Linked DNA regions of Homo sapiens: region 2 is linked to region 1. Evidence: read pairs that join two places in POLR2A ChIA-PET (ENCODE). Cell type or tissue: B cell. All regions are shown on one strand. Each heading gives the region's core, and the rest is flanking DNA. Links, peaks and the distances in the headings are about the cores only.

The links. Peaks named below come from ENCODE experiments on the same cell type or tissue, not always from the same donor. Only the 100,000 strongest peaks of a DNase experiment are listed, where the experiment ranks them.
Region 2: POLR2A ChIA-PET joins it to region 1 with 5 read pairs; 1 of 35 experiments calls an interaction of 5 or more read pairs at or near these places.

Annotation. Positions count from the first base shown.
Region 1 is chr1:150,757,426-150,761,821 of GRCh38, forward strand. It overlaps CTSS (cathepsin S), which reads right to left. Exons shown (of 8, transcript NM_004079.5): 3 at 433-555. Among named protein-coding and RNA genes, the nearest start is that of CTSS, 6.2 kb to the right of the region's middle. In B cell, for the core only: no CTCF peak of the experiment used is centred there; a DNase peak (open chromatin) is centred at 2,796; H3K4me3 peaks cover 487 bases; H3K27ac peaks cover 1,606 bases.
Region 2 is chr1:151,201,048-151,205,443 of GRCh38, forward strand. The region is part of intron 1 of PIP5K1A (phosphatidylinositol-4-phosphate 5-kinase type 1 alpha); the gene reads left to right. Among named protein-coding and RNA genes, the nearest start is that of PIP5K1A, 4.7 kb to the left of the region's middle. In B cell, for the core only: no CTCF peak of the experiment used is centred there; no DNase peak of the experiment used is centred there; H3K27ac peaks cover 749 bases.

The DNA.
Region 1 (4,396 bases), core at 317-4,316:
GGACAGAACAGAATCTGAAAACCAATAGGGGATTATTTGTGATATTAAATACCCACATTCTCCCATTAAGAAAGCAGATGGGTCATACTAAATTGTCAATCTAGACTTAAATAAGTATGGCAACTTGCTATAAAAACCTGTCAATAGTCTTTAGGTAATACTTTCTAGAATTTATTAAAAAAAAAACAATGGTAGTCTCTGAGTTTAAAATTTCCTCTAAAGAAGTGATTTGTTAAAGAAAGAAAGCAGTCAAAATAGAACTAAGTAAGAAATTTCTGTACACGTTCTTACGTCCTTCAATTCTACTGTTTTCCAACTTTGTACTATACATTCCTTTGTTATTGTTGTTTACCTTCAAATTGCTTTTGGGGAGACAGAAAGGAAATGATATTTACCCAGACGTGAAAGTGGGATTTCTTGTAATGTACCTACCATGTCTCCCAGGTGGTTCATGCCCAGATCGTATGAGTGCATTCCCATTGAATGCTCCAGGTTGTGAAGCATCACAAACTTTAGATTCTTTTCCCAGATGAGACGTCGTACTGCTTCTTCATTCTAAAACATAATGAAGAAGAACATAGTCATACTGCATCCTGGACAAATAAGTGTTTGATGATGAAAATGGCAATTTTTTTTTTTTTTGAGATGGAGTCTCACTCTGTCACCCAAGCTGGAGTCCAATGGCACGATCTCAGCTTACTTCAACCTCCGATTCTCAGGTTCAAGTGATTCTCCTGCTTCAACCTTCCGAGTATCTGGGATTACAGGCATGTGCCACCACGCCTAGCTAATTTTTGTATTTTTAGTAGAGACGGGGTTTCGTCATGTTGGCCAGGCTGGTCTCAAACTGTTGACCTCAGGGGATCTGCCTGCCTCAGCCTCCCAAAGTACTGGGATTACAGGTGTGAGCCACTGCACCCGCCCAAAAATAGCATTTTTGAAGCATTCTACCAAATGTGGATCTGCCCGAGAGCATGCAAATACATAAATATATCCAATATAACTGCTAACTTCACATATTAATCTTAATTCTTGCTCTTAACTGCTTTGATGGTTTAATATTATTTTATGATAAACATGAATTTCCTTCTCTTTTTAACATTTATTATTATTATTATTATTATTTTGACAGAGTCTTGCTCTGTCACTCGGCTGGATGGAGTGCAGTGAAGTGGCCTGATTACTGCTCACCATAGCCTTGACCTCCTGGGACCCAGCAATCTTCACACCTCAGCCTCCTGCATAGCTGGGATGACTGGTGTGTGCCACTGCAGCCAGTTTTTCTGTTTGTTTGTTTGTTTGTTTTGGTAGAGACTGGGTCTCCCTATGTTGCAGGCTCATATTGAATTCCTGGGCTCAAGCAATCCTCCCCTATCAGCCTCCCAAAGTCCTGCGATTATTGGTGTAAGCCACCGCGCCCAGCATTTTTTTTTTTTTTTTTTAGACAGGGTCTTGCTCTTTTGCCCAGGCTGGAGTGCAGTGGTATGATCATAGCTCACTACAGCCTCAAACTCTTGGGCTCAAACTATCCTCCCATCTCAGCTGCCCGAGTAGCTAGGACTGCAAGCCTGCACCACCACAACCAGCTTATTTTTATTTTTATTTTATTATTATTTTTTTTTTTTGTAGAGACAGGGTCTCCCTATGTTGCCTAGGCTGGTCTCAAATTCCTGGCCTTAAAGGATCCTTCCCCCTTGGCCTCCCAAAGTGCTGGGATTACAGGCATGAACCATACACCCAGCCATGATTTGCTCTTTCTTTTTGATGTTTTACAACTTCGTTACATGTATCTGGGTGTAGGTTTCTTTATTTACCTTCGGCTGTGTGCTTTTGATTGGAGGACTCAGGACCTTTTCTCATATCTGGAAAATTCTCAATCAGTGTCTCCACATATATTGCTTCTCCACCATTCCACCTAATTCTCTTCTTCAGAAACTCCTATCCGAAGTATTTTGGAGCCTCAAACTCTCTTTCATCTCTCTTACTTGCGTTTTCATATATTTTTCTTTTTATTTCTAGGTGCTGCATTCTGGGTGAATTCCTCAGTACTATCTTTCAGATTACTGATTCTATCCAGCTCTTTCCAGTCTGGAAATCCTTTTGATTTTTATCGCAATGACAATATTTTTTATTTTCAAGATTTCTAATTTATTTCTTGTCCATTAGTGTGCATATTATTCCTTTATATATAGTCTTTTGAAAATTCATTTTTGATTCTATTATTTTAATTTTATTCAGAGTGAATTTACATGCTGACCGACGATTTTCTTGTCCTTCAGGAGATTCATTTACATAGAATACAATGATGTAGAAGGCAAGGTGGATGGTGCCTCCTACAGTAGCTGAAGCCAGAGTTTCCAATAAGCTGGAACCCCAGGGAGCAGTCAGCAACAACTGTGTTCTGCCTCATTTCATTGAGCGGGTGAGCCCAGTCCCAGAGGCACTGGGTAGCAAGTCTGGATGCAGGTTTCTTTCCCTTGGAGCAAGGTTTTACTGTTACCCCAGTAATGGACATAATGGGCATGCATGATGGGCTTACTTCCAAACCACAAGATGAGAAGCAATGGTATAAAGGCAAACAAATCTAACTAAGTGCAAGAAAGGAAAAAAAAAAAAAGAAGTGCACTTTGAGATCAATTATAAAGGTAGGATACGAATCAAAAGTCAGGTTCATTCATCCTGAGGGACTGGAATTATTAAACAGAGGGATAGCATTCATTTAACCAGATAGTGGTGCTAATTGCACATCTAAGTCCAGTCAATCTTGAAATGAGGAACCTGTTCATAAAGGGTGTGGGTGAGGGTGAAATTCATCACCACCAACGAAACCGTATGATCATTTAAATAGATGCAGGAAAAGCATTTGACAGAATTCAACATCCTTTCATAACAAACATTCTCAACAAATTACATATAGAAGGAATGTTCCTCAACACAAATAGGCCATATATGGCAAGACTACAGCTAACACCATACTCAATTGGGTGAAAATTTAAAGGCCATTCTGCTAAGATCAGAAAAAGACAAGGGTACCCACTCTCACCATTTCTAGTCAATATAGTGCTGAAAATCCTAGCCAGAGCAATTAGGCAAGAAAAATAAATACAAGATCTCCAAATAAGAGAAGGAAGAAGTGAAATTGCGTTTGTTTGTTGATAACATGATCATATAGAAAGTCTTGGCCAGGTGTGGTGGCTCATGCCTGTACTTTGGGAGGTTGAGGTGGGAGGATTGTGTGAATCTAGGAGTTCAACACCAGCCTGGACAACATGGCAAGACCCCTTCTCTACAAAAAACAAAAATAGAAATTAGCCAGGTGTGGTGGCATGTGCCTACAGTCCCAGTTACTTGGAAGGCTGAGGCAAGAGAATCACTTGAGCTGGAGTTTGAGGCTGCAGTAAGCTATGATCACACCACTTCACTCCAACCTGGGTGACAGAGCAAGATCTCATCTCAAAAAAAAAAAAAAAGAAGGTTGGGCAAGGCGGCTTATGCTTGTAATCCCAGCACTCTGGGAGGCCAAGATGGGTTGATCATGAGGTCAGAAGTTCGAGACCAGCCTGACCAACATGGTGAAACCCCATCTCTACTAAAAACACAAAAATTAGCTAGGTGTGGTGGCGTGTGCCGGTAATCCCAGCTACTCAGGAGGCTGAGGCAGGAGAATTGCTTGAACCTGGGAGGCGGAGGTTGCAGTGAGCCGAGATTGCGCCACTGCACTCCAGCCTGGGCGACAGAGCATGAATCCGCCTCAAAAAAAAAAAAAAAAAAAGAGAGAAGAAAGACTCCATCAAAAAACTATTAGAACTGATACATGAATTCAGTAAAGTTGTAAGACACAAAGTCAACATACAAAAGTCAGTAGTATTTTTATACACTAACAACTATTTGAAAAAGAAATTAGGAAAACAATTCTATTTACAACAGCATTTAAAACATATTTAGGAGTTAATTTAACCAAGGAGTTGAAAAGTTATATGCTGAAAACTGTAAAACATTGATAAAAGAAACTGAAGACAAAATAGGCCGGGCGTGGTGGCTCACACCTGTAATCCCAGCACTATGGGAGGCCGAAGCAGGCAGATCACCTGAGGTCGGGAGTTTGAGACCAGCCTGACCAACATGGAAAAACCCCGACTCTACTAAAAATACAAAATTACCCGGGCGTGGTGGCACATGCCTGTAATCCCAGCTACTCAGGAGGCTGAGGCAGGAGAATTGCTTGAACCCCAGAAGCAGAGGTTGTGGTGAGCAGAGGTCACGCCACTGCACCCCAGCCTGGGCAACAAGAGCAAAATTCCATCTCAAAAAAACAAGAAAAAAAGAAAAAAGAAAGAAAGAAATTTAAGATAAAATAAATAAATGGGAAGATATTCCATGCTTATGGATTGGAAGA
Region 2 (4,396 bases), core at 76-4,075, 440 kb after region 1:
ATGGTCTCGATCTCCTGACCCTGTGATCCGCCCGCCTTGGCTTCCCAAAGTGCTGGGATTATAGGCGTGAGCCACCGTGCCCCACCTGGGTTTTTATTTTTAATAGAGTAGCTCCTTAATTTGAAACCTGCTTCCCCTCTAATCCCCAACCCAGAAAGAAGAAGGGTTGTGTATGGTCCATAAACAAACTTCTCAACTATTAAGTCAGGTGTTTGCTTTGTACTCTTTGGTATTTTTGTAGGTCTTTATGTTTTCTGTCAGATCCTCTCACTAACAGTTAATAATACAGATTGTATAAATGTTTTTGTGGTTTTTTTTTTGAGACAGAGTATCATTCTGTCACCCAGGCTGGAGTGCAGTGGTGCCATCTTGGCTTACTGCAACCTCTGCCTCCCAGCTTCGAATGAGTCTCCTGACTCAGTCTCCCAAGTAGCTGGGAATACAGGCATGTGCCATCATGCCTGGCTATTTTATTTTTTTGTGTTTTTAGTAGTGATGGGGTTTCATCATGTCAGCCAGACTAGTCTTGAACTCCTGACCTCAAGTAATCCGCCCACTTCGGCCTCCAAAAATGCTGGGATTACAGGCATATCGCAAGGTCAGGAGTTCGAGACCAGCCTGGCCAACATGGTGAAACCCCATCTCTACTAAAAAATACAAAAAAATTAGCCAGGCATGTTGGCGCAGGCCTGTAATCCCAGCTACTTAGGAGGCTGAGTCAGGAGAATTGCTTGAACCCGGGAGGCAGAGGTTGCAGTGAGCCGAGATCACACCACTGCACTCCAGTCTGGGTGACAGAGCAAGACTCTGTCTCAAAACAAAAAAAAGGGGGCAAAAAGTGGCTAAATTTCAAGCTCTTGATGGACTATGGAAAGATTATAATGGCCTCCACCAAATCCAAACATGGTAATTGCTCCAATAGCAAAAGTAGTTAAACATCTCTTAGAGCTTATGGTTTGCTTTACTCTGTGTATTTCACTTGTCAACAGTGTAAAAGCTGACAGCTTAATGGTGAAACTATCTTTAATATTGGCAGGGAACAAACTCTCCTAAATAACCTCTCCTTCCCAATTTAAATGCCAGAAGATTGGGAGTGCCTAGAAGTTGTGAGTGGCTTATCAAAAACTGTCAATATGTCCTTGGCTATGACATTTTTGTTTTATATCCATTTTCAGCATTGTCAGAGAACATTGTCCTTTAGGATTTCAGAGTTTCACCAAAACTTAAGTGGAGTTCAGCTAAACAGCTAAGAACAGTAAATGGTTTTAGGGTGGTTGACACGCACACTTCTTGAATTTCTACAGGGCCAGCCTTCTAGCCTTTAACAATTCAGGAAATCATAAACCATCACTTGTTCCTGCCAACTTCCTAATTCCTCTGGTACCATGCAGACAAAGAAACACTCTCTTCCAATCGCAAATAAAATCTTTTTTCTCTTTTTTTAGGTGGACTCTTGCTCTTGTCACCCAGGCTGGAGTGCAGTGGGGTGATCTTGGCTCATTGCAGCCTCAGCCTCCCGGGTTCAAGCGAGTTGCCTGCTCAGCCTCCCAAGTAACAGATTACAGGCACCTGCCACCACATCTGACTAATTTTTGTATTTTAGTAGAGACAGGGTTTCACCATGTTGGCCAGGCTGGTCTCAAACTCCTGACCTCAGGTGATCCACCCATCTCGGGCTCCCATAGTGCTGGGATTACAGGCGTGAGCCACCATGCCCTGCCAGTAAAGTCTTTTTTTTTTTTTGAGAGGGAGTCTCTCTCTGTCGCCCAGGCTGGAGTGCGGTGGAGCAATCTTGGCTCACTGCAGCCTCAGCCTCTAGAGTTCAAGCGATTCTCCTGCTTCAGCTTCCCAAGTAACTGAGATTACAGGCACCTGCCACGTCTGGCTAATTTTTGTATTTTAGTAGAGATCAGATTTCACCATGTTAGTCAGGCTGGTCTCAAACTCCTGACCTCAGGTGATCCTCTCGCCTCAGCCTTGCAAAGTGCTGAGGTACATACAGGCTTTAGCCGCCGCCGCTGGCCTTACTTTATGCCCTTTTTACCACCATGAGGAGAGTAAAGAATTTCTGTCTTGGAGGCTTGATTTGAAGTTAGTGGTTGGGTTAGAAGGGATAGGATACTAAGGTGTACACTGCTCCTATGAAATAAGAGTTGTGGAGTAAAATCATGTGTGACTTCCTCAAGGAAAAGCACTTGAGGCTGGGTACAATGGCTCACACCTATATTCTCAGCACTTTGGGAGGCCAAGGCAGGCGGATCACCTGAGGTCAGGAGTTTGAGACCAGCCTGGCCAACATGGTGAAACCCTGTCTCTGCTAAAAATACAAAAATTAGCCGGGTGTGGTGGCAGGCACCTGTAATCCCAGCTACTCAGGAGGCTGAGGCAGGAGAATTGCTTGAACCCGGGGGACAGAGGTTGCAATGAGTCAAGATCACACCATTGCATTCCAGCCTGGGGGACAAGAGTGAAACTCCATCTCAAAAAAAAAAAAAAGGCCAGGAGCAGTAGCTCACGCCTGTAATCCCAGCACTTTGGGAGGCCGAGGTGGGCGGATCACAAGCTCAAGAGATGGAGACCATCCTAACCAACGTGGTGAAACCCCGTCTCTACTAAAAATACAAAAATTAGCTAGTCATGGTGGCACACTCCTGTAGTCCCAGCTACTCGGAAGGCTGAGGCAGGAGAATTGCTGGAACCCAGGAGGCGCGGGTTGCAGTGAGCTGAGATCACGCCACTGTACTCCATCCTGGAGACAGAGTGAGACTCTGTCTCAAAAAAAAAAAAAAGAAAAAAGAAAAGCACTTAAACCCTAGATAATCATGAGCTGTGTAGTTCCTTTTGCTTCAGACTAGAACATTTTTAAAATGGTCATCGCTCACCTATATGATTTTATCATGTGCACAAATGATTTAGACATAACTTTACAGCTGCTTACCTGACTTTTTCTCCCCCTTAACGGCTCAGGGAGATCCAGAGGATACAGTATTGGAGCATTTTTGCTTGGGACTTTTATAGTAGGGACAGCTTCATCAGTCTGTGATTCTGATTGCTTTGTTCTTCCCAGCAGAGCCCTACCTGTAACCTGCAGTAATCTGTTAACTCCAGTAGTAGGGATTATTGTTGATATATATATATATTTTTTTGAGATGGAGTTTCGCTCTTGTTGCCCTGGTTGGAGTGCAATGGCGCGATCTCGGCTCACTGTAACCTCTGCCTCTGGGGTTTGAGTGATTCTCCTGCCTCTGCCTCCTGAGTAGGTGGGATTACAGGCACCCGCCAACACGCCCGGCTAATTTTTGTATTTTTAGTAGAGACGGGGTTTCGCCATGTTGGCCAGGCTAGTCTCAAACTCCTGATCTCAGGTGATCTGCCCACTTCAGCCTCCCAAAGTGCTGGTATTACAGGCGTGAGCCGCCACGCCCGGCCTGTGGATGTTTTTTTGATCTGTGTTCTGTTGTGTACAGTGTAAGCCATTTGTAGGCTGATTTCTTTCCTAGTTCTTCCTCTTAGTGAAAAGTAAAGCAGTTTAGATCATGTTGAATGATAAACTGAAATTTAGAAATGCAAACATAGAATACAATGTCAGAATATCACCAGGTGCCATTTTGGTTGATATTTTATAAATAGGGAGATATTTTTCTGTTTACTCTCCATAGGGATTTTGACACTTTCCACCCACCCCTTTTTCCTTTTGTCACCTTGGTATATTCTGCCAGAAAACTGACATCAGAATGTCATTGCTTCTGATCGATTTATTTCTGCCATGACACTCAAGCCCATTGTCAGTTATAATTAACTAGTCTAATAGGTATCCAGTTTCTGATATTAATTGATAATGTGTACTTACACGTTAGCGTTGAATATCAAAATAGTACGTTTTGCTTATTAATGTCTGTGGGCTTTTTTAGGTTAATTTAAAACTCTTCTGATTAATACCTTTGCTCAAATATGTGCTACCTAATAGCTATTAAATATTTTATTAGCCTGTTTTTCTTGGATAATAAAGTGGAAACTATAGCCTGTGAAGTGAACAACAGAGATAATACCAGGCCAGCTAGCAAACTGGGGAGAGGGAAGGTGGTAATTTTATCCTTTAAATTGTTCTCTCCTAGAATGTTATTTATTATTTTTTTGAGACAGAGTCTTGCTCTGTCGCCCAGGCTACAGACCAGTGTAGTGCAGTGGTGCGATCTTGGCTCACTGCAGCCCTTGCCTCCCAGGTTCAAGCGATTCTCCTGCCTCAGCCTCCTAGGTCACTAGGATCACAGGCGTGCGCCACCACGCCCAGATAATTTTTGTATTTTTAGTAGAGGCGGGGTTTCCCCATGTTGGCCAGGCTGGCCTTGAACTCCTGGCCTCAAGCGATCCTCCTGCCTTGGCTTCCCAAAGTTCT